4 separate regions of the Homo sapiens genome follow, and all the other regions are linked to region 1. The links are chromatin contacts, found by Hi-C or POLR2A ChIA-PET in ENCODE. All regions are on one chromosome and are shown on one strand. Each heading gives the region's core, a stretch centred on a gene start or an enhancer-like site at or near the end of the contact. The rest is flanking DNA. Distances are from core to core; before and after follow the strand shown.

Region 1 (6,248 bases), core at 1,841-4,340:
ACAGCCCGTGTACAATCTCTGCAGTGTCCAGCAGAGGGAGCCCTAGCCACAGTCCCGACACAGAGCCAGGTGGGGCCAGGAGGGAGCACAAGCCATCTGCCCTCTTAGACAGAAAACAGTGTGGAGGAGGAGGTAAGGTTCCTGAGGGGAGTCTTCTGGGTCTGTTGGGCACAAAGGTGAAAGCTGGTGTTATTCTGGGGTAGTTTAAATCAGGCCCACCTAATCTTTTTGGTCTCTGTTTTGGGGGAACAGGAAAGGAAGTATGAGGGGAGACTCTGAGAGAATGAAAAAAACAATGTGATCCTTATAAAAGCGTAGCGAGGAAGAAGGTGCTGCTGTCCGTTTTTCTTTTCAAACTCCAGTTTTGACTCCATCCCGGGTTTTCCAGTCTCCCGGGAATGAGGGTGGGGTGGGGCGGGATGGGGTGGAGAACCACCGGGAGCGGGCCGGGCCGGCCGGCGCGGTGGGTGATCCCGGGATGCTGGGATTTAGGGTGAGGGCGGGGTGAGATGGGGAGCGGAACCCGGACCCCGCGACCCAGCCCGGCCCGGCAGCCTGGGCTGTACCCTTTTCTAACTCCTCCTTTTCCAACCGAGGTGCGGATCCCGCATCCAAGACCTCCCAACTCGACCTTGGAACTAATGTTGGGGGGCGGGGGGCACAGCTGGTTGGCAGCTGGATGGGGGGACAATTCTCCCGCCTCCTTCCCTCTATGACTCACCCAGGGGAAGGAGGGAAGTTTGCAAATGATCCCCCAAACACTAGAGACTCCCCCAAACTTGCCTACTCAGTCATCTTTCTGCCCCACTGCCTAGCTGCCGAAGAGCCTCCAAGGAAATGGGGCTACACCCCTCCTCGCCCACGCGTTCCACAGCCCACCCATATCTCCCCTTCAGGCTAGTAAAAGGAAAATGTCGCCAACTTTTTTAGCTTCGGTAAAGTTTTTCTGGGGTGTGAGAGTTCGGGATGGGACAGGGAGCTCTAGGGTTCCCCTGCCGGAGCCCTAAACCATCTTCGGTGTCTCCCTGTTTTCCAGCGTCCCCCTCGCACCCCCGCTCCCCAACTCCCAGGAGTCGGCTCCGCCCCCCTACTCCCGGTCCCGCCTTCCCCGCCCCCGTGCCTCCTCGGCCCACCCAAGTCGCCGCCGCAGGCACTGGCTGCAGACGGCTCCGCTCCCCCCACCCGCCCCGGGAGCCCAGTAGAGCGAGCCATAGGGGTGGGGGCTGAGGGGCGGGCCACATTCTTCCCTCCTCCTCTCAGCACATCCGGAAAGCAGGCAGTGGCGCCCAGGGGGGCACTACTGGAGAGTGGGGGTCCCCGTTGGTGGGGTTAGAAAGGGAGAAGAATCCAGAAAGTATAGGGGAGAGAAAGCAGAGAAAGTGACTGGGTCAATAAAATTAGGTGTGTATGGGGAGGAGGAGGGGCCCGGACACCTTAGGTTGCTGGTTATAGCAGCCGGCTTCCCAAGGGTTAACCCCTCCAGACCCCCGGGAACCCCCTGGTGACGTCAAGGGCGGGGATGCCAGGGAGATAATGGTGGAGGGGGAGAGGTCTCTGGACCCCGCCCCCTAGGGAAAACCACACTTATTCCGACCCTTACATATCCCCCGGGAAACCGCCCGCCTTCTCCCTCTACTGGAACGTAAAGACCTATCCTAGAAGACCCCAGCTCTCCAGACCCCTAAAACCCTCAGTCCCCAGGCTCTACGGGGTCCCCTTTCCGTAATCCTGTCCCGAAAGCTAGCTGCCCAGTGCTGATTGTTTCGGGGTCATGGGACCTGAAAGAGGATTCAGAGCGGGGAGCAAGGGCAGGCAGGGTGGTCTGAGCCAGAGGAGGGGCCTCGATCCCCAGCTCCCGTTTGGGCGGGGTGCCAACGGGGATACACAGGCTGGCAGTGGCCAGTGGTCCCGCCCAGCCCCGGTAGGGGTCTCCCTGCGGCTGGCTCCCGCTGCCCCGGTGGTCCTGAGGTCAGAGGGTCAAGACAAGGTCTCCCCGGCTCCTCCTGAGCTCCTTGCCCACAGCCCTTGGGACTCAGGAGTCCAAATTGCATGGGGTCATTCTAGGGCCTTCACTAGACCTTGGACAGCCCCCCCCCGCCCCAGCCCCCTTCCAAGTCCAGAAGACACTCCTTTCCCCTAAAGCACAAGCATCCACTGGCACATCTGTCACAAGACAGGTCAAAGGTTCAAGCCTGGCTGGCCCCTAGTGGCTCTGTTGCCTCCCACACACCCGTCCCCACCCCACCTGGAGCTCCCTCCTTTGCAGTCCCCACCTTTCAGAAACACTGACATCTTCCTACCCCACGCGCAGACACACACCTGGGGTTACCTCTCTACAACGCAGACCTCCAGCTAGCCATCCCTCCAGCCTCTTAAACTTAACCGCATGAAAGTAAGATATTTCTAATATATGGGAGAGGCGGAGACAAAGACCCACGGTTCCCTGAGACAGAGATACACAGACTGACAGAAGAAAAAAAGGGAAGAAAAAGAAGATACAGAGAAAGACACAAGTGAAAAATCTGGAGTTTCTAATGTCTCACCCCAGGCTCTCCCACCCCTATTTTGCCTCTATGTCCCGGGTCTGGGATGAGTCCCTAAGAAGCTGAGCATCCCCTCAGGCCCCCTCCCCCACTGCTCCCAGGTGGTCCCCCGCCTGCCCCCCCTTCTCACCTCTGTCTGGGCGCTGGGCTCGGGATGCGCGGTCCAGGGCTGGAGTCTGGGCTGGGGGGTGTGCGGTGGGGAGGGGGGGCGGAGAGGGCCACGGCAGCGCAGCCTCGATGCCACCCCCACCCCCCCAACCTGGCCCCCAGCCCTCCCGCCGGCCCAGCCCGCCGGGCCGCAAGCCCGGACCACCCGCGAGAAGCGCAAACTTTTTTTTTCCCTTTTGCAAAAACTTTTTCTCTCTCCAGCCGCTGGCGCGCCGCCGCTCTTCCCGCTCGCCCCTCACCTCCCTTCTATTTCCCTCCCTCTTGCCGTTCTGGAGGATGAGGCGGGGTAGCTGGAAGCAAGAGAAGGGGTGCCGGGCTTATTGCACCCCCAGGACCCCCAGGATCCTCCCCCTCCCTTGAGGGACCCTATACTGCTTACGCCCCCCCCCCCGCCCCGGCTGAACACGCTGCTGTTGGTGAGTACTAAATCCCGGCTTGGATTTCTGGATCGGCTGGCCCCAAAGAGGCCCCGACAACCAGATTGAGGAAAATATTGCGGGGCAGGGGGAGAAGTTCAACCGAGAACGATAATAGTGGAGGTAGGGTAGTCGCCTTTGGTTGGTGCTAACTGAGCATTCTGCCATCCTGTGGTTTATCTGCAGGCCTCACCCTTTGGATGGAACTTGCAGCGGCCGGGACAGAGTTGCGGTTTGGGGCAAATCAAGTTGGGTTGGGGGCTCTGGAAGAAGGTGAGGAGTCTATGGAGCATAAAAGCAAGGAGCAGCGGCTGAGGCTCTGGGTGCAGGGTGTGGTTCACGAGGTCACCAAGGAGCCCTGGGACTGAAGCCCCTTTCCCTAGAACCCCGGCTCTACGTCTCGAAGTTCTGGAGGGTGCCGCCCCTCCGCACCACGTCACTGCAGGCTCTAGCTGCTCTTCCAGGCTTTCTGCTCCCTCTGCTGGCCGTTCTCACACATGACACCCGCTCGGAGTCGAAGCAGAAGAGCTGGGGAACTGAAGGAGGAGCCCAGTTGAAGGAGGAGCCCCTCACTAAAGCCCACTTAAAAGCCCAGGAGGTGGATATGTGAGCTCTGAGAAACGGAGAGGCAGAGGTTGCTATGCCCAGCGGTACTGCCTGACAGGGAAGTGCCCTGCCTCTTTAGATTTGCATTGCCATCGTGACCGGATATAAGGGAGGGGCAGCATTTCAGTCTCTGATTTTTATGAGAAAGAGGAGGAAGCATGACAAGGAAAAAGGGCACCCTCTCCCCTTTTTTTCAACCCCACAGGCAGACCTCCCACATCCTAGCTCTGCTTCCAAGAACCACCCCCTTGGGTGTGGAAGGTCAGTGGGTTAACTGTTCAGTCTGAGGGTCAAGGGGGAAAAGAAAAGGTGAAGGTAGGGGGAGATCTGGGACTTTGACCCAGGCTAGTTATCCCCAGAGGGTCAGAGACCCAGCTCAGTCAGACCAGACTAATGGGCACTGAAAAAAAGGCACCCCACACATGCTCCTGTCCCAGCCTCGAGCCCCTTCTTCCAGAGGAGCTATTTATGTATTTATGTATTTATTTATTTTTATTTGGGACGGGGCCTCACTATTTGCCCAGGCTGGAGTGCAGAGGCTATTCACAAGTGTGATCATAGCCTCGAACTCCTGGGTTTAAGCGGTCTTCCGGCCTTAGCCTCCTAAGTAGCTGGGACCACCGGTGCCCAGCAAGAAGAGCTCTCTTAGAACACCTTACTTTCTTCTCCCCACCCAGTTCTATAGACCAGTGAGTCTCAAACTTTTTGGTTTCCTCTATACTCTTAAAAGTCATTAGGTTAGGCACAGTGGCTCAGACCTGTAATCCCAGCACTTTGGGAGGCCAAGGCAGGCGGATCACCTCAAGTCAGGAGTCCGAGACCAGCCTGGCCAACATGGTGAAACCCCATCTCTACTAAAAATACAAAAAATAGCTGGGCATGGTGGCGCAGGCCTGTAGTCCCAGCTACTCAGGAGGCTGAGGCAGGAGAATCGCTTGAACCTGGGAGGTGGAGGTTGCAGTGAGCCGAGATTGTGCCACTGCACTCCAGCCTGGGCGACAGAGCGAGACTCCGTCTCAAAAAAAAAAAAATCATTGAGCTTTTGTTCATATGATTTACATCTATCAATTCACCACATTAGAAATTAAAACTGAAAAAGACTGTAACACAAGACCATACAAGCACACATTCCATTAACAATGATGTCAGAAAGATGATGTAATCACATGTCACACGGCCTCTGGAAAACTCCACAATACAATTTTAAGATAATGAGAATTCAAAAGGCAAATAACATGTTAGTATTATTATGAAAATAGCTTTGACTTTGTGGACACCCCTGAAAAGGGACCTCCCAGAAGCCTACAGAGTACACTTGAAGAACTGTTGCTCTGGACCATCACCCTAACCCTTCTTTATGACTCACATTTGTTGATTTTCTTTCTCCTTTTTATTAAGAAAGTATAAGCCAGGCGCGGTGGCTCACGCCTATAATCTCATCACTTCGGGAGGCCAAGTCGGGTGGATCAAGAGGTCAAGAGATTGAGACCATCCTGGCCAACATGTTGAAACCTCGTTTCTACTAAGAATACAAAAATTAGTGGGCGCCTGTAATCCCAGCTGCTCGGGAGGCTGAGGCAGAAGAATCACTTGAACCCAGGAGACGGAGGTTGCAGTGAGCCAAGATCGTGTCACTGCACTCCAGCCTGGTGACAGAGCGAGACTCGATCTCAAAAAAATAAAAAAGAAGAAAGAAAGTATAAATGCTTGTCTCCCAGTGGGTCCTGTCCCCTGGGAAAAACCAGGGAACTTCTTAGGCTTAGTGCCTCATTTTCCTGACTCCTGTTTCTGGGGGTCCCCTAAGCATCCTCCCTCAGCGCCTTGCCCATCTCCCTCTTGACCTTCCCTTAAGGTACCTCAACAGCCCTTACCCTGGGCCAGCCTGCTTACCCTGCTTCAAGCCTGCTGGACCATCTATCTGCTTCCTCCTCCCCTCACTTGAGGACTTTCTCATCTTGGGAGAGGCTAAGTAATTTTTCTCTGCCTTCCCTCCCTCCCTCCCTAGTCCCTGACATCTTCTCACAGGACTTAGGGCAGGAAATCATGCTTTCTGGGTAGACCCCTTTAGAAGAAACGCTTTACCCATCTCCCAACACATCAGCCAACCTGGAATAAGCCAGAGTCTCAGACAAGAAAGTGCCCATTTGGGTCCCATAGGGGTCAAGTGAGTCATATTGCCAGGTGGTTGTTGGGTTGGGGTGTGGATCAGGAATCTGATGCCTCCAGTCACAGATGCCCTGTGCCTGGGAAACTTCATCTTGGTCTCTTCACTCCAAAGCCCCAGGTCCTCTTGCTAGCTGCAGCCACAGGCCTCCACCACCATATCTGGCACATCCGTCTTGACCACATTGCCATTATGATCCAGGTAGAGGAGAGAGAGGGGCCTTCGGGCAGTAGGGACACAACAGGAGGTACTGGCAGGCCAAGGATTGTTGGCTTTGAGGAGGCTGAAGACGGCAGAATGGAAAGAGGCAGCAATGCCTGGGCTGCCAGCCAGGTGGGGAGGGCACTGCCC
Region 2 (6,248 bases), core at 2,411-4,910, 370 kb after region 1:
CACCCCCAGTGAGTGACAAAGCCCCTCCTGACCCCATGTGCCTCTTCTTTCCTGGCCTTGCCCCGCTCTCCTTATTTCCATTGCTGGTTCCTGGCAGGGGCCTGCTGCCGTGCCAGCCTCAGGAGCATGCTGTGTCCAGCCCTGACCCCCTGCTCTGCTCAGATGTGACCATGGTGGAAGACAGCTGCCTGAGCCAGCCAGTGACAGCGTTTCCTCAGGGCACTTGGTGAGTGGCAGCTTGGGAGTGGAGGCTGGGTGGCATCTAGGGGAGTGGGCGCCATGCCTACTCCACTGCTTCTCCCATCTCCTTGCAGGATTGGTGAAGACATATTCCCTCCTCTGCTGCCTCCCACTGAACAGGACCTCACTAAGCTTCTCCTGGAGGGGCAAGGGGAGTCGGGGGGAGGGTCCTTGGGGGCACAGCCCCTCCTGCAGCCCTCCCACTATGGGCAATCTGGGATCTCAATGTCCCACATGGACCTAAGGGCCAACCCCAGTTGGTGATCCCAGCTGGAGGGAGAACCCAAAGAGACAGCTCTTCTACTACCCCCACAGACCTGCTCTGGACACTTGCTCATGCCCTGCCAAGCAGCAGATGGGGAGGGTGCCCTCCTATCCCCACCTACTCCTGGGTCAGGAGGAAAAGACTAACAGGAGAATGCACAGTGGGTGGAGCCAATCCACTCCTTCCTTTCTATCATTCCCCTGCCCACCTCCTTCCAGCACTGACTGGAAGGGAAGTTCAGGCTCTGAGACACACCCCAACATGCCTGCACCTGCAGCGCGCACACGCACGCACACACACATACAGAGCTCTCTGAGGGTGATGGGGCTGAGCAGGAGGGGGGCTGGGTAAGAGCACAGGTTAGGGCATGGAAGGCTTCTCCGCCCATTCTGACCCAGGGCCTAGGACGGATAGGCAGGAACATACAGACACATTTACACTAGAGGCCAGGGATAGAGGATATTGGGTCTCAGCCCTAGGGGAATGGGAAGCAGCTCAAGGGACCCTGGGTGGGAGCATAGGAGGGGTCTGGACATGTGGTTACTAGTACAGGTTTTGCCCTGATTAAAAAATCTCCCAAAGCCCCAAATTCCTGTTAGCCAGGTGGAGGCTTCTGATACGTGTATGAGACTATGCAAAAGTACAAGGGCTGAGATTCTTCGTGTATAGCTGTGTGAACGTGTATGTACCTAGGATATGTTAAATGTATAGCTGGCACCTTAGTTGCATGACCACATAGAACATGTGTCTATCTGCTTTTGCCTACGTGACAACACAAATTTGGGAGGGTGAGACACTGCACAGAAGACAGCAGCAAGTGTGCTGGCCTCTCTGACATATGCTAACCCCCAAATACTCTGAATTTGGAGTCTGACTGTGCCCAAGTGGGTCCAAGTGGCTGTGACATCTACGTATGGCTCCACACCTCCAATGCTGCCTGGGAGCCAGGGTGAGAGTCTGGGTCCAGGCCTGGCCATGTGGCCCTCCAGTGTATGAGAGGGCCCTGCCTGCTGCATCTTTTCTGTTGCCCCATCCACCGCCAGCTTCCCTTCACTCCCCTATCCCATTCTCCCTCTCAAGGCAGGGGTCATAGATCCTAAGCCATAAAATAAATTTTATTCCAAAATAACAAAATAAATAATCTACTGTACACAATCTGAAAAGAAAGACGCTCTAACTGCTCAGATAGGTGCTGCGGTCCAGCCCCCAGCTGGAGGAGACCCTGAGTCCAACCCAGGCCTCCCGAGGGGGCCAGTGAAGGGATCCCACACCCACCGCCCCTATGTAGGGCAGGGAAGAAATTGCAAAGGACTTGGGGGATAGATGGGAATGGGAGGGCAAACTGCAGCACTTGTTAAATTAATTAAAGAAACAAACCAGAAGCACAAAAACGGGGAAGGAGAGGGGAGAAGGAGCAGGTCCAGTGTTCCCAGGCCCCCAATTCTGGGGGCAAATGTTGCCACTTTTAGCTGGACCTTCCCAGGGAAGTCCCCCTTTCCCCCTTGTCCAAACTGAGTCCAACTGCTCACACCACTGGTGCAAACCTAAAGAGAATGGGAGTGTGTTGTGTGAGGGAGGGGAAAACCCCAGATGCCCTGGAGGCAGAGTCCTTGCCCCCTCGCTCTGGGCAGGGGTGAGGGCACCACGCACCCTCCTTGTGTCCTCTCTCCAGGCCTCTGCTTGTTATTGCTTGAAGCCCCACAGTCTTATGCCCATGGAGCAGGTGGGGAGGCAGGAGAAGGGCAGAGGAAGGATCCAGGGTTGTGACTAGATTCCGGGGATGGAGAGCGTGGGGGTCTGTGTGAGCCAGAAGTCTGAGGTCCTGGGTCTGAAGACACCAGTCCAACCCTCACTGCCGGCTGGCCTCAGCCTCCACTTTCACGCTGCTCCTGCGACCCTCCACCAGCGCGGGATGGGGTCCTGGGGCAGGACATCTGTCCAGCAGCCCTTCCTCGAACTCTGCAGGGAAAAGGGGGCAGTTAGGAGACTGCAGGGTGACTGGCTGCAGACAGAGGTGGTTGGGAACAGAAGCAGGGGCAAAGAAAGCTGTGAAGATGGGCTCAGTTTAGGTTTATTGAATTACTGCCTCCTGCCCACTGCATGTGTATGGGGGGTTCCATTCCCATGTGTGTGAGCCCCCTCCCCTCCCTGGCTGTGCGTAGCTCTGTCTCTGTCTGTCTCTCTCTCTTTCTCTCCCGCCTCCTCGGTTGCGCTGGAATTTCTGGTTCTGTCAGGAGCTGCGGGGGTGGTTTGGCTCTGACCTCTCCCCTCCCCCCTTCCCAAGCTCTGCCACCCCCACTCATCCCTGGCCCCCTCCCAGGCCCCTCCCAGGCCACTCTACCATGGCCCCCCAAGTTTTTTGGTAGCCAAATCAGAGGGAGAACAGGAAGCCAGCCTCCGAGCTCCTCCCTCAAGAAGAGCCCCCCTTCCAGTCCCCGCCCCCACTTCCCACCCACGCACAGTTTAAAAATACCAAGCCAGGGTTGGTGGCTTTGTCTGCTGCGTCACTCTCAGCCCAGCGGCTGCCCGGCCCTCCGCCTGCCCACTCCCTCTTCCCCCTTCCACACACAAAGCATCACTGCTTTGGGCTCCTCTGCTTCCAAGCTGGGCATCCCCATCCCCATACCCACAACTCCTAGCCTGCTCCCCACTCCTGGGTTGGTGGAAGTGCCATCTGAGCTTCCCTTATTGATGCTCCTCCTTCCTGCTCCTTCATCCTCTTTTCTCTGTCCCCCCATTCCCCAGTTCCCCTTTCACAGATCTACACTAGGACCAGACTTTCCATGGTGGGAGCAGCTCGGCAGGGTCTGCCTCTCTGCACCCCAAGGCCTGGCTGGCTGGAGCCCAGCCATCCTACTGCCCTCTCTGACGACTATATCCCTCTTCCTCCCACCTGGCCCCAGGACACCAGAATTGCTGTGTGGGGCCTGAGTGGCCGGGGTGCTTGGGGACAGCACTGCTGGCTGCCTCACCTGCGAGAGGTGGCTTCGCAGGCACACAGGGGCTGAGGCGGCCCACGCGGTCGTGGGAGACGAGGCGGGCGAGCCGCAGCCCCTCGTCCATCAGTGTCTGCTGCAGGATGTGTCGGCTCCATAGCCCATGGGCTGGCAATGCCAGAGGCAGGTCAGCAGGGGGCGGCGTCAGCCTTGGACATGACCCCACAGCTGTGGGCATGGGCACTGGTCAGGTAAGGGGCTGCAGCCAATGGAACCCCCACCCTCAACCACATAGCCAGCCCACAGGCCCTTCTGCCCCCCCTCCAGCCAGGTCTCCCAACCCTGTTTCAGGCACTGCCTCCTGGCTCACTCCTCCCCCAACCCCCTCCCCTACTCCCCCACCCTCAATGAAGAGAAAAGTGTTCTGAGGCACACTCACCCTGCAAATGTCCATCCAGACTCTCCCCAGACAGGCTGGCGCTGTCCTCCTCCAGGCTGGGGCGGTATGGGGGTACATAGGACTCAGGGCCTGGGGGAGGCTGCTGGATTTCAGGGTGACTCTGTTCTCCAACCTGTGGATGCCCAACATGGGGAAATGAAGACCTGCCAAGGGAGGGGATTGGGGAAGGCTGCCCAGTGCCCCTATATGCACCCCGGAAAACATACCTCTTGTTTCAGCTTCTTCAGTGGAGGGCCTCCCAGTTCTTCAGGGTGAAGCCTGAAAAGATGGGTAAGAATAAAGTGGATGAGGCTGACGAGGGCCACTCGACTGGCAGAGCACAGAACCCAGCCAGAGGCATGTGTTATTTAAAACCTTTGCCAAGAAGCTGGCCGAGAAAGAGTCTCTAGTTCAAGCACTATTGTTGTAGGGGGTTGGGGGGACCCGACATGGATGGGAGGAGAGACCAGACCTGAGACAAGCTGACTTGGCCAAAAGCAGGACATCCAGGTGGGCGGGAAGCAGGCCTAGAGCTGCCTGAGCTGAAGGTTAGGACATGATCTAACTCCATAGCAGGATTCCAGTCCAGGAAGGACCTGGGGAAGGGGTCTCACCTGGAGCCCTTCAAGGAGGACAAGTAGGTGCTCTCTCGGGCTACTTGGCGGGACAAAGAGAAGAGCTCCACTCTCCGTAATAAGAGCGTGTTGTCCCTCATGCAGAACTGGGCAGCAGCCTCGTTGATGGTGAGCTGTGGAGGGAGGGCAGCCAGGAGAGTCAGAATTCGAACTTCCCCGCTGCCTCACCAGACCTCCTCACACCCCTTCACCATTGGACAAATGAGGCCCATCCATCAGACGCTTGCTTTGGTTTTGACACTACATGGGAGCTTTCTGAGGTGGGAAGACAGAGGTCAGCACCCACAGCTTCCTAGGAATGCCCGGGGCCTCCTCCTCTCCTGTGGGGTCCTGAGTGACAAGGAGCTGAACAGCTCGGTGCTGCCTGTATCTCTGCTTCCCCCTCAGCTGAGGATGGAAGCACTGCGGCCGCTGGGGTAGGGGCCTGTTGGGGAGGGGATCAGGGCCTGGGGTCCTGGTCAAGAGATAATGAAAGATAGTCGGAGACTGTAGAAACTCGCAGAGGTAAGCGGCTGGAGACCTGGAAGTCAAGGGCAATCCTAGGAGGCCTGGGGGTTCTCACCTCGTGCAGGCTGAGCTGCTTGCCCTCCCGCCGCTTAGAGTCGAAACGGCCATAGATGATGCTGTATTTGCGGATCTCCTCTTCCTTCTGGCTGTCATTATCATCCATCTCAAAGATGTGCCCAACGCTCCGTGCCAGCTTCTTATTCAGCTTTAGCAGGGATGTGACCTCCCCAGCATCCCCCCTTGGGAAGCTCCGGAAGATCCTCTCCACACTTTCCACCACCATGCGTACCATCTCTGGCTCCAGTCGGTCTGGACCACCCCCAGTCCCACCTGCTGCCAGCCCCCCAGCCCCAGTCCCCTCAGGGACTCCTCCCCCTGCAGGGGGGGAGAAGGGGGGCGAGCCAGCCTCCTCTTCTCCTCCTGCCCCAACGTCCGACTCTGGAGTGCTCCGGCCTGGCCAGATCCGGGGGTCCCCTGCCCCAGGTCCCCCAGGCAGTGGTGATAGCTTCTCTCCAAGTTCAAGGGGGCTCTTGGGGCTAAAACTGCGGGCACTGCCTGCCTTTTCCCCTGGGCTGCCATGCCCATTGCTCATGCTCCCTTTCCGGGTACCCGCAGTCTCAGAGATCTTGAAGAGCGGGATGCTGGAGACGGGAACAGCAGGCACTGGTTGACTGAAGAGCCCTGGATTGGTGGCCCACTCTCTCAGTGCCTTCTGCAGGCGCCGGACATGGAGGGGCTTGGTGGCCATGCCCACAAGTGCCATGATCTCCAGAAACTCCTCCTCACCCGCCTCACACAGCTGCTGCACGTCGTCCCCTCCCTGCTGGATGAAGGTCTCATAGTAGGAAAGGAGGTTGGCGCGCTGCAGGACCCGGTACAGCTGCAGCTCCCCCAGCGTCCGAGGCAGTGCCATGGCTCGGGCACTGGGCCTGAGAAGGAGGGGCACAAGAGAGAGGCAGTCGGTGCAAGTCCCCCTACTGGGTACCAACCCACACTAACAATTGTTCCCTCTTTCCTGCCTGCTTTTCTTCCCCTCCCTCATTTGGATGCTATCCTGCCCAGTGCCCAGGTCTGAGTACAGACTCTCAGAATCAGGCACTGCTCAGAGGCATGGACAAGCCAGTGCCGTCCTAGACTGGCCCGAAGCCCCAAAAGTCAGTGGCCTGTGTCTGTAGGAGTCGAAGCGTCTTACAACCTTATCTTCAGCTTTTATCTTTTTGGTCTGG
Region 3 (6,248 bases), core at 1-2,500, 310 kb before region 1:
GTTATAAAGCACTCACGAAGTTTAATGTCTGCAAGTCTCCCTACAGAGTACCCCCATATGTGCATCTTGACAGAAGACCATGTCCAAAGCCAAGGCGCTTTTAAGTGACAGTATTCTCCATAAAATCACAAAGAGTAACACAAGGCTGGGTGTCGTGGCTCACGCCTGTAATCCCAGGCGCCTCGCGAGGCAGATGGATCACCTGAGGTCAGGAGTTCGAGACCAGCCTGGCCAACATGGTGAAACGTCTTCTACTAAAAATACAAAAAGTAGCCGGGTATGGTAGCGCAAGCCTGTAATTCCAGCTACTTCGGAGGCTGAGGCATGAGAATTGCTTGAACCCGGGAGGCAGCGGTTGCAGTTAGTGGGGATAGCAGCCACTGCACTCCAGCCTGGGCGACACAGTGAGACTCCGTCTCAAAAAAACAAAAAAAATTAAAAACAAAAAAAAAGCAACACGATAGAAACAACTCCTTCTTATAGGCCTGCCTGAGTTTTATTTCCTGCCCTCCCCAATCACCCACCCTAGGTGCTTTGACAGGCAATTCGCGCTGTCTGGCACGCAGAAGCAGACGCCAAAATAAAAACAAAAACAAATTTTAAAAAAAAATTTGTTAAAAAGAAGGGGTTAGACTGGGCCCAAAGTTCTCCCCTCTCCCCCAAAGATCCACGAAGTGACCATTTCTCCGCGCCCCTGGGTCCCCACTCTCTCCCGTAAAAAGCCAGCTCACGCACCCTGCAGCGCTGCCAAGATCCCCACGATGCCTGTCCCCGCACCCAGTTCGATCACCTTCTTGCCTCGGAAATCCACATTTTGACTCTCGAAATAATTGCACAGGCTCAGGGCCTACGGGAGAAAAGACAGAGAAAAAGACAGTCGTGAGGATGGCTCCATATGGGAGAGGCGGAGTCCGGGATCTGGACCTCCCACGGACCCTCACCCGGCGCAGCCCATTCCTCACCGCGTCCCACACGCGCGCCGCCACCCCGAGGCGGGACCCAAAGTTCTGCGTGATGGTCAGCACATGCCCACAGAAACAGAACTGGCTCTTCTCCGAGTAAGAGTCTGCAAAGAGCCCGACCTCCCGCGGGAACACCGATTCCGACTCAGATTCGGGATCTGGGCCGGGGTCCGCCATCCGGCCCGCCAAGGGAGTGCCTGGGCACCGCGGCCGGCGCTCAGATCCCGGATCCGGAGCGGGGTAGAGGCTGGGGGCCGCGAGCCGTCGTGGTGTCCCTGTGGAACGAGCCCCGCCTCCCTGAGTTTGCCCTCCTTCCTCCAGTTCGATTTCCTGGAGGTGGAATGAGGAGCTGCCCCTCCCGCCCCGGCCCCGAGCGCACACTCGACGAAACCCACACGGGACCACAAGAGTCAGACCGGGCGGACTGGTCCGAGACCAGGAGTAAGGGGACAGGAGCGAGGACTGATGCCACTGTAGAAGGCGAGGTCTCTAGACCCCTCTCACCTGTGGGGTGCACAGGTGCCTGCAACCAGGATGGTAACCCAGACCAGGCAGAAGCAAGCTAAGAGAAAACGTTGGGTCCCTGGGCCTGGCCTCGCCCTCCCAGTTGGAGGCTAACGGTGCGGAGGTTCCCTCCAGCACTCGCTCCTTACAGCCCTCCCCACCTAGCCCAGCCCAGCCCAGCCCAGCCCAGCTGAATTTGCTCTTGGGTCTTTAAGGGGCGGGAACTGCCACCAACGCGCATGGCTGCGTCATTAACTTGCGCCTCTGGCCTGCGCCTCCACGTGGATTTGGTAGAGAAACCCCGGACTGGGATCATGGCAGCCGAGACTCGGAACGTGGCCGGAGCAGAGGCCCCACCGCCCCAGAAGCGCTACTACCGGCAACGTGCTCACTCCAACCCCATGGCGGACCACACGCTGCGCTAGTGAGGAGTGGGCAGAGGGAGAGAGAGGAGGGCGGGATTCTCAAAGCAGCCGGGAGAGCAGTTGTGCTGCAACTGCTGGGAGGATTTGGGGTAGACCCGGGAGGATCAGATGGGTGACGTCAGTTTTTGGGGGTGGGACCGGGAGATTCGACCGAGAGAGGAGTTGGCGGGTTGAGAGTGGGCGTGGCGTTCGGGCCTAAGTCTGGGTAGCGGTGCTAAGTTTGGGAAGAGAAATAAATTGTTACTGAGACTGAAGTGATAGAGGCAGAATGTCGTTTCCATCTTTTGCTTTTGTTTGTTGGATTTAATAAAAAGGCAAACATATACACAATCCTGCCCGCACCTTACCTTACCTTCCCTCCCCGCAGAGCACAAACACAAAGTAGGATCCCAGTGCATTAGGCAGCCAGTCTCGGGAGAAGGGGAACTTGTGCCCCAGAAAGGGCAGTTACCCGGCCAGGGTCACATCAACCGCCAGAAGTGGAGTTGGGCAGGTCAGCGTTTATGGGCCTCATGATGGTCCTATGATTCACACTGGGAGTTAAGGGTGGTTTCCATTGTCCCTCTTAGAGGCCACAGGGCCCAGTGTTACAGAATTTTTGAGAAACCCTCCTCCCTTTTACCTCCCACCCTCACCCACCCACACACTCTCACAGTACCACTTCTGCAATGGTGTGACCAACCTTCTCATGCTTCTTATGTCTTCTTTCCAATAGCCCTGTGAAGCCAGAGGAGATGGACTGGTCTGAGCTATACCCAGAGTTCTTCGCTCCACTCACTCAAAATCAGAGCCACGATGACCCAAAGGATAAGAAAGAAAAGAGAGCTCAGGCCCAAGTGGAGTTTGCAGACATAGGCTGTGGCTATGGTGGCCTGTTAGGTAACACTCAGGCCCTCTTTTTGGGGTGAGAAGAGGCCTAGTAGCTTCTGCTGCCTCAGCAACTTTTGTGGGGGGTCATAATTGGCCTTTCCCCTTTCGTCCAGACACTGGTGACATCAGCATGGAGAGGCTCCACCTACCCTCTACTCTGGGTCTGTGACCTTTGCCCTGGAGAGTGGAGGGGGCTGCCTCAAATGCTTCTTAAAACCTGGGTTGTCCTTTCTGGCGTCAATCCCTACATGAGCCATTTCATCTGCCAGGTTCCGGGTCAGTGAGCTGGTCAGCACAAGCATCAGAGATTAGCCGTTGTGGCCAGTGATCCTGAACTGTCTTTTCTCAGAGATTCTACCATCTCCCCTCCCCTTTGCCCCTCCCTCGCCAGATCTCATTCCTTCTGCCCCACTCTCCTGTTTTTTGGGTTCCTCTTGTATTGTCTGTATTGTCCCACCCATGCATGCCAAGCCACTCCCTATTTTTAGATCTTCCCAAACAGATAACAGCCTGATAGAGAAGAAGAGCATGGTACATAGAGGCAGAAAACCTTGGTTTAAGGTCCAGTTCTGCCTGGGCACAGTGGCTCACACCTGTAATCCCAACACTTTGGGAGGCTGAGGCAGGTGGACCACTTGAGGCCAGGAGTTCAAGACCAGCTACTCAGGAGGCTGAGGCAGGAGAATTACTTGAACCTGGGAGGCAGAGATTGCAGTGAGCCAAGATTGTGCCACTGCACTCCAGCCTGGGTGACAGAGCAAGACTCCATCTCAAATAAATAAGTTCCAGTTCTGCCCCTTCTTAACTCTATGATCTTCGGCATATCTGACCCTCAGTTTCCTTATCTTCACAATTTACCACAGAGTGTTATAAGGATGAAATAACACAATGTGTGAAAACACTGTGGAAAACTCTAAAGCAATGGCAAATATACATGTATCCTCAGCCCTCCCATTCTGGTCCTGGTGACAATTTTCATTTCTCCCCCCGCCTCTTGAGCATAAAACTATCCATATATGTATCTCTGTCCTCTCTTGCCGTTCTGGACTTTGGTAGTTGCAGGTTGAGGCTTCCTTTCCTGTGTTGACCCCTTTGCACTTCCTACAAGTATATGGTTGATGATTCCATTGCTATTTCTGTGTGCAGTGGAACTGTCACCGCTGTTCCCAGACACACTTATTCTGGGTCTGGAGATCCGGGTGAAGGTCTCAGACTATGTACAAGACCGGATTCGGGCCCTACGCGCAGCTCCTGCAGGTGGCTTCCAGAACATCGCCTGTCTCCGTAGCAATGCCATGAAGCACCTTCCTAACTTCTTCTACAAGGGCCAGGTGGGGAGGGGCCCTGGTGGGTTAGGCTGGTAGGCAGGTGGGGGCATGGAGGCCAGGCTCTCACAACCCTGTTGGTGTGTGTCTGTCTCACAGCTGACAAAGATGTTCTTCCTCTTCCCCGACCCACATTTCAAGCGGACAAAGCACAAGTGGCGAATCATCAGTCCCACCCTGCTAGCAGAATATGCCTACGTGCTAAGAGTTGGGGTGAGTTGGGATCGGAGGGATGATGGGGTGAGTGGCCTACTCAGGGGCCCTTCACTAAGAATTCAGTGGGGGTGCATTTAGGGACTCACACCACCACTTCCTTCATCTGGCTGCTGACGTTGCATGCAGCCTCCTGTCTAGGGTGATTTTGCCTATGCAGGGGCTGGTGTATACCATAACCGATGTGCTGGAGCTACACGACTGGATGTGCACTCATTTCGAAGAGCACCCACTGTTTGAGCGTGTGCCTCTGGAGGACCTGGTGAGTAGGGGACCTAGAGGAGGTGGAGGCCCTTTCCAGAGTGGTTCTGTATTTGGACTTAACTCAGTGCCAGGAGGATGGGATAGGTGTCTAAGGGCCAGGGGCAGTCTGAACAGTGGGCAAGGACTTATTGGACCCTTCCTTCTCCCAGAGTGAAGACCCCGTTGTGGGACATCTAGGCACCTCAACTGAGGAGGGGAAGAAAGTTCTACGTAATGGAGGGAAGAATTTCCCAGCCATCTTCCGAAGAATACAAGATCCCGTCCTCCAGGCAGTGACCTCCCAAACCAGCCTGCCTGGTCACTGACTGCTTACTCTACCTTAGCTGGACCTCGTCTCCCAGGGATTAGAGAAAAGAGCAGGAGTCCTGGGTCTTCCCAGTTGAGACTGCTGGAGCTGAGACACAGTACTCTCTTAAAGAAGGTGGGGAGCTGCCCAGGGCAGAACCCACTGGTGTTCATGACTACCCCTGGCTCCTCTCACCTTGTCCCTCCACTGCCAACAGAAAACAAAGCAGCTGACTGAGATGGTCAAAGGACTTTGGACCATAGGGGATCTTTGGAAGGCTGTGGGGTCTTGCTCTTCCTTAGCACTCCTTTCTCCTTGTGAGATCTCTCCTCAGCTGGAATGAGGAATGTAGTCCATCTAAACTGCTTGCTAGGCTCAATTACCACTTCTGTTTGCTTTGTGGATCCTGGGATAACATGTATATGTGTACACATGCCTATTCTGCCATTTCTCAGGAAAGGGTGGAGTATGTATCATATGCCTTCTACCATCCTCCTGTCCTCTCCCTGCGTAAGACTTGACCTGGGGAATCTGTGTTCCCTAAGTGTTGTCTCTGGAGAGTCCTTGGGAAGGTGTGGGGGTGGAGACCCTCTCCTTTTTCACATTGACCTTCAATTCCAGAACTTCAGAGCTAGCTGACTGGCACAGAGCCTGATAGAGTTGCAGTGGGGAATGAGGGAGTAAGGAGCAGAGAGGTAAACTGTGGGAGATTCTTTTATTTTAATTTTTTTTAGAGACAGGCCCTCTCTCTGTTGCCTAGGCTGGAGTGCAGTGGTACAATCATAACTCACTGCAGCCTTGACCTCCCGGGCTCATGTAATCCACCTCAGCCTCTCAAGGCACTACAGGCATACGCCACCATGCCTGGCTAATTTTTGTATTTTTTGTAGAGACAGTTCCACTATGTTGCCCAGGCTGGTCTCAGACTCCTGAGCTCAAGCAGTCTGCCCACCTTAGCCTCCCAAAGTGTTGGGATTACAGTCATGAGCTGCCGTGCCCAGCCTAATTTTTAAACTTCTTCTGTAGAGACAGTCTTGCTATGTTGCTCAAGCTTGTCTCAACCTCCTGGCCTCATGCCATCCTCCTGCCTCAGCCTCCCAAAGTGCTGGGATTATAGGCATGAGCCACCACAGGATTCTGAGGCTAAAAGTAGAAAGGAGCTGCTAACCAGAAAGCCCCCCAGAGGAGACCGAGTCAGCTGGGGAATTAGAACATCCACATCCATTTAGCTCCTCTAACACCCCACAGACAATCTCTGAACTTAACTAATGTACAAAAAGTTTCATTTCTGCTTCTCAAGCCCCAAATTCCCATGTCTGGAAGGAGGGGGCTTGTATACCCAAGAGACCCCCTTATCCTCAAGAAAGAAAGATGGAGGTTCTAGGAGCCATTTTAGCCC
Region 4 (6,248 bases), core at 950-3,449, 270 kb before region 1:
GTCTCTCTTTCTCTGTTCTGCTCTCCATTCTATCTCTATCTCCTTCGCTTCGGGAAACCAGCCAAGCGCAAAATGTGGAAACTAAAATCCTTTGGTAGTTTAAGAAATATTTATAAAGCAGGTAACAAGTGGGGAGCCGGGAGGGGCGCTCAGCTGGGGTGCAGAAGGGTGGGGGTGCCCCCGCCTTCCCCTGCATGTGCTCGGGCTTCCTGCTGCCCCCCACCCTCTGCTTTCCCTACCCCCACTGCCCCACTCCCAGGGGCTCGGGATGGACATCAGGGAGGACGGTCTTGGGAAAGGCAGCCCCTGCTTGAACTCTGTCCCTTAATGACCCCATCCCATCCCCCACTCAGAGGAAAACTTTGAGTTCCTGATCGTGTCCAGCACGGGTCAGACGTGGCACTTTGAGGCAGCCAGTTTTGAGGAGCGGGATGCCTGGGTCCAGGCCATCGAGAGTCAGATCCTAGCCAGTCTGCAATGCTGTGAGAGCAGCAAGGTCAAGGTAAGAGTTTGAGGTGGAGTGGAGGACTGGCCGCAGGAACTGACCCTGGTGCTGACGGCCATTGGCAACGACACGGCCGAAGTCGTGTGAGAGGAGAGCAGAGGTGTCTGAGAAGGAGGTGGGGCTTGGAGGCAGAGTCAGTGCCAACCCAAACCCTCTCTGCAGCTGCGCACAGACAGCCAAAGCGAGGCCGTGGCCATCCAGGCGATCCGGAACGCCAAGGGGAATTCAATCTGCGTGGACTGCGGGGCCCCCAGTGAGTGCCAGGAGGCAGCGGAGGGGCTAGGGAGTGTAGTGAATGCCGGGGTGCCTGTGCTGCCCGGCTGGGAGCCGACCTCTACGCTCCTTCCGCAGACCCCACGTGGGCCAGCTTGAACCTGGGCGCCCTCATCTGCATCGAGTGTTCTGGCATCCACCGCAACCTGGGCACACACCTGTCCCGCGTTCGCTCGCTGGACTTGGACGACTGGCCACGGGAGCTGACCCTGGTGCTGACGGCTATTGGCAACGACACGGCCAACCGCGTGTGGGAAAGCGACACGCGAGGCCGTGCCAAGCCCTCGCGGGACTCTTCGCGGTAAGCGTGAGGGAACAGAGCGGGGGGAGGGTTGCTGAGGGTGTGCGAACCTGAGACGGTCCCGTGGGTAGGGGCAGAAGTCCTGGCTGGGGGTCCCTAGAGCCTTTTCCGTTGATCCCTGGTCTTGCAGGGAGGAGCGCGAGTCGTGGATTCGCGCCAAGTACGAGCAGCTACTGTTCCTGGCGCCGCTGAGCACCTCGGAGGAGCCGCTGGGCCGCCAGCTGTGGGCCGCCGTGCAGGCCCAGGACGTGGCTACCGTTCTCCTGCTTTTGGCCCATGCGCGACACGGGCCGCTCGACACCAGCGTAGAGGACCCACAGCTGCGCTCCCCACTCCACCTGGCGGCCGAGCTCGCCCACGTCGTCATCACGCAACTGCTGCTGTGGGTACGTGAGCTGGGGGGAGGAAAGGGGGTCTTTGAGGCTTCATCTCGGAAAACGCCTGGCGCGGGAAAGCCCGAAATTCCCAGAGGGACCCCGGAAGTAGGCTTGGCCATGTGGGGGAGGCGGCGCCGGGTGTGGGCGCCCTGGGGACGCGCGGTCACGCGGCCGTTTCCGCCCTCTAGTACGGCGCGGACGTGGCGGCCCGTGACGCCCAGGGCCGCACGGCGCTGTTCTACGCCCGCCAGGCTGGAAGCCAGCTGTGCGCCGACATCCTTCTCCAGCACGGCTGCCCGGGTGAGGGCGGCAGCGCGGCCACCACGCCCAGCGCGGCCACCACGCCCAGCATCACCGCCACGCCCAGCCCCCGCCGCCGGAGCAGCGCCGCTAGCGTGGGCCGCGCCGACGCCCCGGTTGCGCTGGTATAGTTGCCCAGCGGGAGAGACACCCCCATCCCCACGCGGGCCGGGCACGACCACACCGGGCGGACCGCTGGACAGACGCACCCACTCACCTCTCCGATCCGCACCCCGCCCCACGGGAGCACTTCCTACCCCCACGAGGGCACAGCCCCCACGCCTTCCAGAAGACACAAACTCACCTCCCTCTCCCCAACGAGGCATGGAGACCCCAGCTCAACACGCCCCCTCTCCATTGTTTCCACACTCGGATTGCTCTGGGTCTACCCGCTCGGGGTTCGCGGAAGGGGAGGTCCCCAGCGGTACGGGCTCCTAGGCGCTTGGACATGCCCGCTTGTGCCCCCTAGGGGCGGAAAGAAGACCCGGTCCTGCCCGAGCTCAACAATCCCAGGGCGGGAGCCCATACCCAGGCTGGCTCCTGGGGCGACGCCACGCCAGAGGGAGGGTTTAGTACATGGGAGGGCTAGCCCCGGGACTTGGGGCCAATACGGAAACCCTACCCCTTCCATGCTCATCTCACTGCCCAGTGAAGGGGGCAAGGGCAGCGAGGGGCAGGACCCCTGCTGCTCATGGGGGTGGGGGTTCCCAACCCTTTCCGTGAAAGGGACCGTGAGTAGTGGAAACCAGGACGTCCCCTACACCTACCCATGGGTGGAAGCTAAAGAGTCCGGGGGGAACCAAGAGCCTGGGTCCCTCCCACTACTATCTTGGGAGGGAGAAGGGATGGAGCAGGAGCGGGCTAAGAGGGCTGCGGGGGCCTTGTAATTTATTGCTTTGTTCCCCAACATGGGGATGGGGGCGGGCAGGGGCGTGGGGAGGGCGTTTTGGGGTAGGGGAAGCCCAGGGTGGGCAGGGGGTGGGTTGGGGTGGGGGTGCTCTCGGGTTGTGTCTGTGACCGTGACTGCGTACCTGTGACTGTGCAGCGCCCGTGGTGATCTGGGGTAGGGGGCACCCCTACAGTGGGACCCCTCCCCCATTATTCTTTCTGTCCAGCCCCTCCCTCCCACTGGAGCAGCTCCAGAGCCATTCCTCACCCCCGTGACCTCTCCCAGCCAGGGCTGAGAGGATTCGAGGTGGCTGGGAGGGTTTCCAGGCCCCCTGCCCCTTCCCCACAAACTGGGTGATAGGGCGGACTTACCTGGCCCAGCCCTGCCTCCCTCAGCCAACCCAGCCCTTGGGCTGTCTGTGTCAGTGGTTTCCGGTCTTTTTTTTTTTTTTTTTTTCTGGCTAAAATAGTTTGCAAAGGACCAGGTAATTGGGGAGGGGAGAGAGGTGGGGGCAAGGGGGAAATGCCCCCCCATCTCCTTGGAGGCAGTGGTGTGAATCTTCTTCAACAGCAATTAAAGAGGAAGTGATTTTGTCTAGGGGGTGAGCTGCTGGTCTGTTCTTGGAGGCAGGTCAGGGCATGGCCTTGGTCAAGATGGGGTACTGGGGTTGGACAGGGACAGGCAGAGGTGCCTCCCACTGGGGCTGGTGGCAGGACAGTACCCATGGGCATGGAGGTGGTTCCATCATGTACAACAGTTCTGGGTTCATGTAGTGGAGGACGTGGGCAGGTTGGAGTCAGTGGGGACCCTGGGAACAGAGAAGGCACTGACTCTTAAGATGATGCCAGTCCTGGGAGAGTTGGGATATGGTACTTAGAGGAGAGGACAGGCCCATGGAGAGGGGTGGGAAGATGGGACAGCTTTGTTTAAGAGCAGGAACTTTGGAGACAGATCTGATTTTGAAACCTGCCCCTCCACTGCACAGCTAGGGGACCTTGGTGGCATCTGTTTATCTGTATTCTGAACAGTATCTGTTCAGAGGGCACCTGAAAGGCGCTCCAGCTCTGAGGAGGGCTGCCCCGAGCCAGCCTGCTCACCGTGAGCACTAGGTACCAGAGTAGAACATAGAGTAGGGGTTCCTCCCCTGGCCTCGTCAGGGGGTGTTCCAGAGGGAAGGGGTGGGAGACCTCCTGGGAAAGATTTCCCAGCTAGCTGCAGAGGTCCCTGGTGTCCACAAACTCAGTGTCAGCTGATGCAGGCATTTATCCACCTCCGTGCCATCAAAGGGACCACCAAGGCCACAGCGGCCTGAAGCCGGTGCTGCCTCCATGAGCTGCAGTGCCACTAGGCTCAGCACATAGCCAATCCTACCATTTCTCGAGGGCAGCTGAAAGTGTTTACTCAGGTAGAGGGGCTGGACAGGGTAGGGTTGGGTCAGCAGCCAGTGCAGGTTGGGCACAGCCATATGTTGTTATCTACCTTGAGGAGTTAGTTGGTAGCACCAGCATCTTTGGGTAGAATTGCTTCTGACCCTTGGTGCCCACCAGCCCCAAGAGGTTCAGCTGCAAGTGTGCCACTGAACTGAGGACACAGCACCAGACCTGAATCCAGTTCACATGGAGGCTGCGGCTCTACAGGGTCCTAGGCTGTGACCACCCAGCACAGCGGCGTGACCCAGGAAAGGTGGATTCAACAGTGCAGGTGCAGTGACAAGTACAGAGGCAGGTGTGTGGTCTGGGCAAAGCGACAAGAGGGGGGAGGTAGCAAAGAAGATTGGACTAGAGGACCTGGCCGTTCCCCCTTCACCTCCAAGACCCTGGACTCTCTTATTTCAGCTCCACTCCTTCCTCGTGGCCAAAGTTTGCTCCCTTCTTCAGAAGTTTGGGAGTGTGAGAGAATATGGGAAGGAAATAAGGACCCTGGAGAGAATGAAATTGCCTTCAAAGAGCAAGTGGGAAGTTCCTTTCATTTCCAGCCAGTGAAAAATGGTCAAGGTGTCAGCAAACCTCACAACAAATCCCAACACCAAGTAATCCACTTGCCTCTTGTCTTAATGGGGAGTGTCTTTGGTCTTGCGGGGGAGATGTAAAGGGTGGTAGTGGATGGAATGACAAAATATCAAGCCCTCCAGGTTATGACAAAATAGGAGCCCAGAAGGGGACTCCCTGGGTGGGTGAAGGAGAGCTGCTGCCCCTTTGTGCCCATGCCCCCTTCACAGCTCACCCTGGGCTGCCTTGCTTGGATGCCCTGCCATGCAGGATGCCCTATTGCCATCCGCCAGCCCTCCCTGCAGCCCTGCTGGCTGCCATCTGCCACACCCTGCTCCCCTCCTTTTGTTTGTCTTAGCACAGCTGGGGCAGACCGACCTTCACCATGGGAGTGCTGCCGCCAAAAGCCAAAGGAAAGGAAAAAGGAATTTCGATTGAAAGTACAAAATGATTAACAGAGTGAGATTTCCAGAACTCTGCTTTCTGGTGATGCTGAGACTCCATCCCCAGCAAATCAAAGCACAGCCCTCCTGCCCCAGCCCCTTCCCATTCTGAGCTTCTGATCAGCTTTGGGGACTCCTTCTGAGACTCTTGCCTCCAAGTAACCCAGTCTTTTCAGAACTCAGGAGTTGGCTTATAATAGAAAGCTAGTGAGCACTTACTTGGGGCCAGGTTCTGTGCTAAAAGCACGACATACACTCTATCTCATTCAATCCTCGCAACCATCTTAAAAAGCCAGTACTGTTGTCCACAATTTACCAATGAGGAAACAGCATTTAGAAAGTTAAGTGACTTGTTCAAGGGTCCGCTGGTGGGAGATGAGGGGTGCGGTCTGGGAGCTGCATTCTGACTACTGCTGCCCTCAAGGCAGTGTCTAAGCTCTTGTCCAGCTGGAGCATCCCTCCCTCAGGGGGCGCAGATGGACCAGAGGAAGCAGGGTTTTCTGAGTCTACCTATTTACACTTCAAAACAAAACAACGTAAGCATAGCATGCACAGTAAGCACTAGTCCACGTTCAGCAAGAGCTTCCTTCAACAGTTGAATCCTTCACTCTCCATTTATAGACACATGGGAGTTCTGGGCCCTCTATCCTTTTTTTTTTTTTTTTTTTTTTATTTGAGACAGTCTCACTCTGTCGCCCAGGTTGGAGTGCAGTGGTGTGATCTCAGCTCACCACAACCTCCGCCTCCCAGGTTCAAGCGATTCTCCTGCTCAGCCTCCCGTGTAGCTGGGATTATGGGCGTGCGCCACCACACTCGGCTAATTTTTTGTATTTTTAGTAGAGATGGGGTTTCACGATGTTGGCCAGGCTGGTCTCGAACTCCTGGCCTCAAGTGATCCGCCCGCCTCAGCCTCCCAAAGTACTGGGATTACAGGGGTGAGCCACTGCTCCCGGCCCCTCTATCCCTTTTCTTATCCTGTGAGCCCGGGGGCAGCCTTCAGCAGAAAGGCCGTTCACCTCAGAGACCAGAGCAGAGGACTCTACCTGAGTCCTCTGCACTCAAAATTAGCAGAGCATGGTGGTGTGTGCCTGTAATTCCAGTCACTGGGAGGCTGAGGCAGAATTGCTTGAACCTGGGAGGCAGAAGTTGCAGTGAGCTGAGATCAGGCCACT

Evidence for each region. Hi-C counts contacts between places; a loop is a spot of excess contacts on that map. ChIA-PET counts read pairs that join two places held with the same protein, here RNA polymerase II (POLR2A). Pooled maps may share reads with other maps.
Region 2: a loop to region 1 is called in a pooled map, with 2.4 times the contacts of the local background. The contact joins the enhancer-like site here to the promoter of GLI1 in region 1. A Hi-C loop is called at or near these places in 1 of 168 maps with a recorded cell type or tissue (HCT116), 5 of 37 single-sample maps with no recorded cell type and 14 of 50 pooled maps. POLR2A ChIA-PET finds 5 or more read pairs at or near these places in 2 of 52 experiments (BJ and WTC11).
Region 3: a map of naive thymus-derived CD4-positive, alpha-beta T cell shows a loop between it and region 1 (14-fold over the local background). The contact joins the promoter of EEF1AKMT3 here to the promoter of GLI1 in region 1. A Hi-C loop is called at or near these places in 1 of 168 maps with a recorded cell type or tissue (naive thymus-derived CD4-positive, alpha-beta T cell), 1 of 37 single-sample maps with no recorded cell type and 8 of 50 pooled maps. POLR2A ChIA-PET finds 5 or more read pairs at or near these places in 3 of 52 experiments (A673, PC-9 and WTC11).
Region 4: a loop to region 1 is called in a pooled map, with 2.5 times the contacts of the local background. The contact joins the promoter of AGAP2-AS1 here to the promoter of GLI1 in region 1. A Hi-C loop is called at or near these places in 4 of 168 maps with a recorded cell type or tissue (Caco-2, K562, chondrocyte and 1 more) and 4 of 50 pooled maps. POLR2A ChIA-PET finds 5 or more read pairs at or near these places in 1 of 52 experiments (naive thymus-derived CD8-positive, alpha-beta T cell).

Annotation. Positions count from the first base shown.
Region 1 is chr12:57,456,627-57,462,874 of GRCh38, reverse strand. It overlaps GLI1 (GLI family zinc finger 1), which reads right to left and starts at 3,090. Exons shown (of 12, transcript NM_005269.3): 1 at 2,674-3,090. LOC124902947 (a long non-coding RNA gene) reads left to right here. Exons shown (of 2, transcript XR_007063335.1): 1 at 1-132; 2 at 3,314-5,433. It overlaps INHBE (inhibin subunit beta E), which reads right to left. Exons shown (of 2, transcript NM_031479.5): 2 at 4,850-6,248. The coding sequence ends at 6,027. RefSeq lists a silencer at 1,093-1,142 and enhancers at 3,362-3,411, 3,422-3,501.
Region 2 is chr12:57,090,828-57,097,075 of GRCh38, reverse strand. It overlaps NAB2 (NGFI-A binding protein 2), which reads right to left. Exons shown (of 7, transcript NM_005967.4): 2 at 5,078-5,951; 3 at 4,495-4,628; 4 at 4,108-4,159; 5 at 3,881-4,013; 6 at 3,478-3,669; 7 at 1,600-2,464. The coding sequence ends at 2,355. It overlaps STAT6 (signal transducer and activator of transcription 6), which reads left to right. Exons shown (of 22, transcript NM_003153.5): 20 at 1-8; 21 at 98-226; 22 at 315-1,668. The coding sequence ends at 504. Among named protein-coding and RNA genes, the nearest start is that of NAB2, 4.8 kb to the right of the region's middle. RefSeq lists enhancers at 636-755, 433-1,269, 1,814-2,344, 2,836-3,130, 2,877-3,408 and silencers at 2,771-2,840, 3,681-3,730, 5,078-5,358. Within about 2 kb of position 3,660, at least 30 of the 41 ENCODE cell types and tissues checked have a DNase peak (open chromatin) inside an H3K27ac peak, as active enhancers do; they include HCT116, where a contact is called at or near this core.
Region 3 is chr12:57,767,616-57,773,863 of GRCh38, reverse strand. It overlaps EEF1AKMT3 (EEF1A lysine methyltransferase 3), which reads right to left and starts at 1,250. Exons shown (of 3, transcript NM_015433.3): 1 at 963-1,250; 2 at 736-847. The coding sequence starts at 1,139. METTL1 (methyltransferase 1, tRNA methylguanosine) reads left to right here and starts at 1,759. Exons shown (of 6, transcript NM_005371.6): 1 at 1,759-1,890; 2 at 2,607-2,770; 3 at 3,908-4,092; 4 at 4,186-4,299; 5 at 4,460-4,561; 6 at 4,713-5,393. The coding sequence starts at 1,781. The coding sequence ends at 4,868. RefSeq lists enhancers at 1,086-1,595, 1,726-2,015, 1,701-2,900.
Region 4 is chr12:57,722,191-57,728,438 of GRCh38, reverse strand. It overlaps AGAP2-AS1 (AGAP2 antisense RNA 1), which reads right to left and starts at 2,199. Exons shown (of 2, transcript NR_027032.1): 1 at 2,061-2,199; 2 at 83-1,474. It overlaps AGAP2 (ArfGAP with GTPase domain, ankyrin repeat and PH domain 2), which reads left to right. Exons shown (of 19, transcript NM_001122772.3): 14 at 62-121; 15 at 354-502; 16 at 668-758; 17 at 857-1,079; 18 at 1,210-1,465; 19 at 1,645-3,242. The coding sequence ends at 1,887. RefSeq lists enhancers at 348-981, 982-1,617.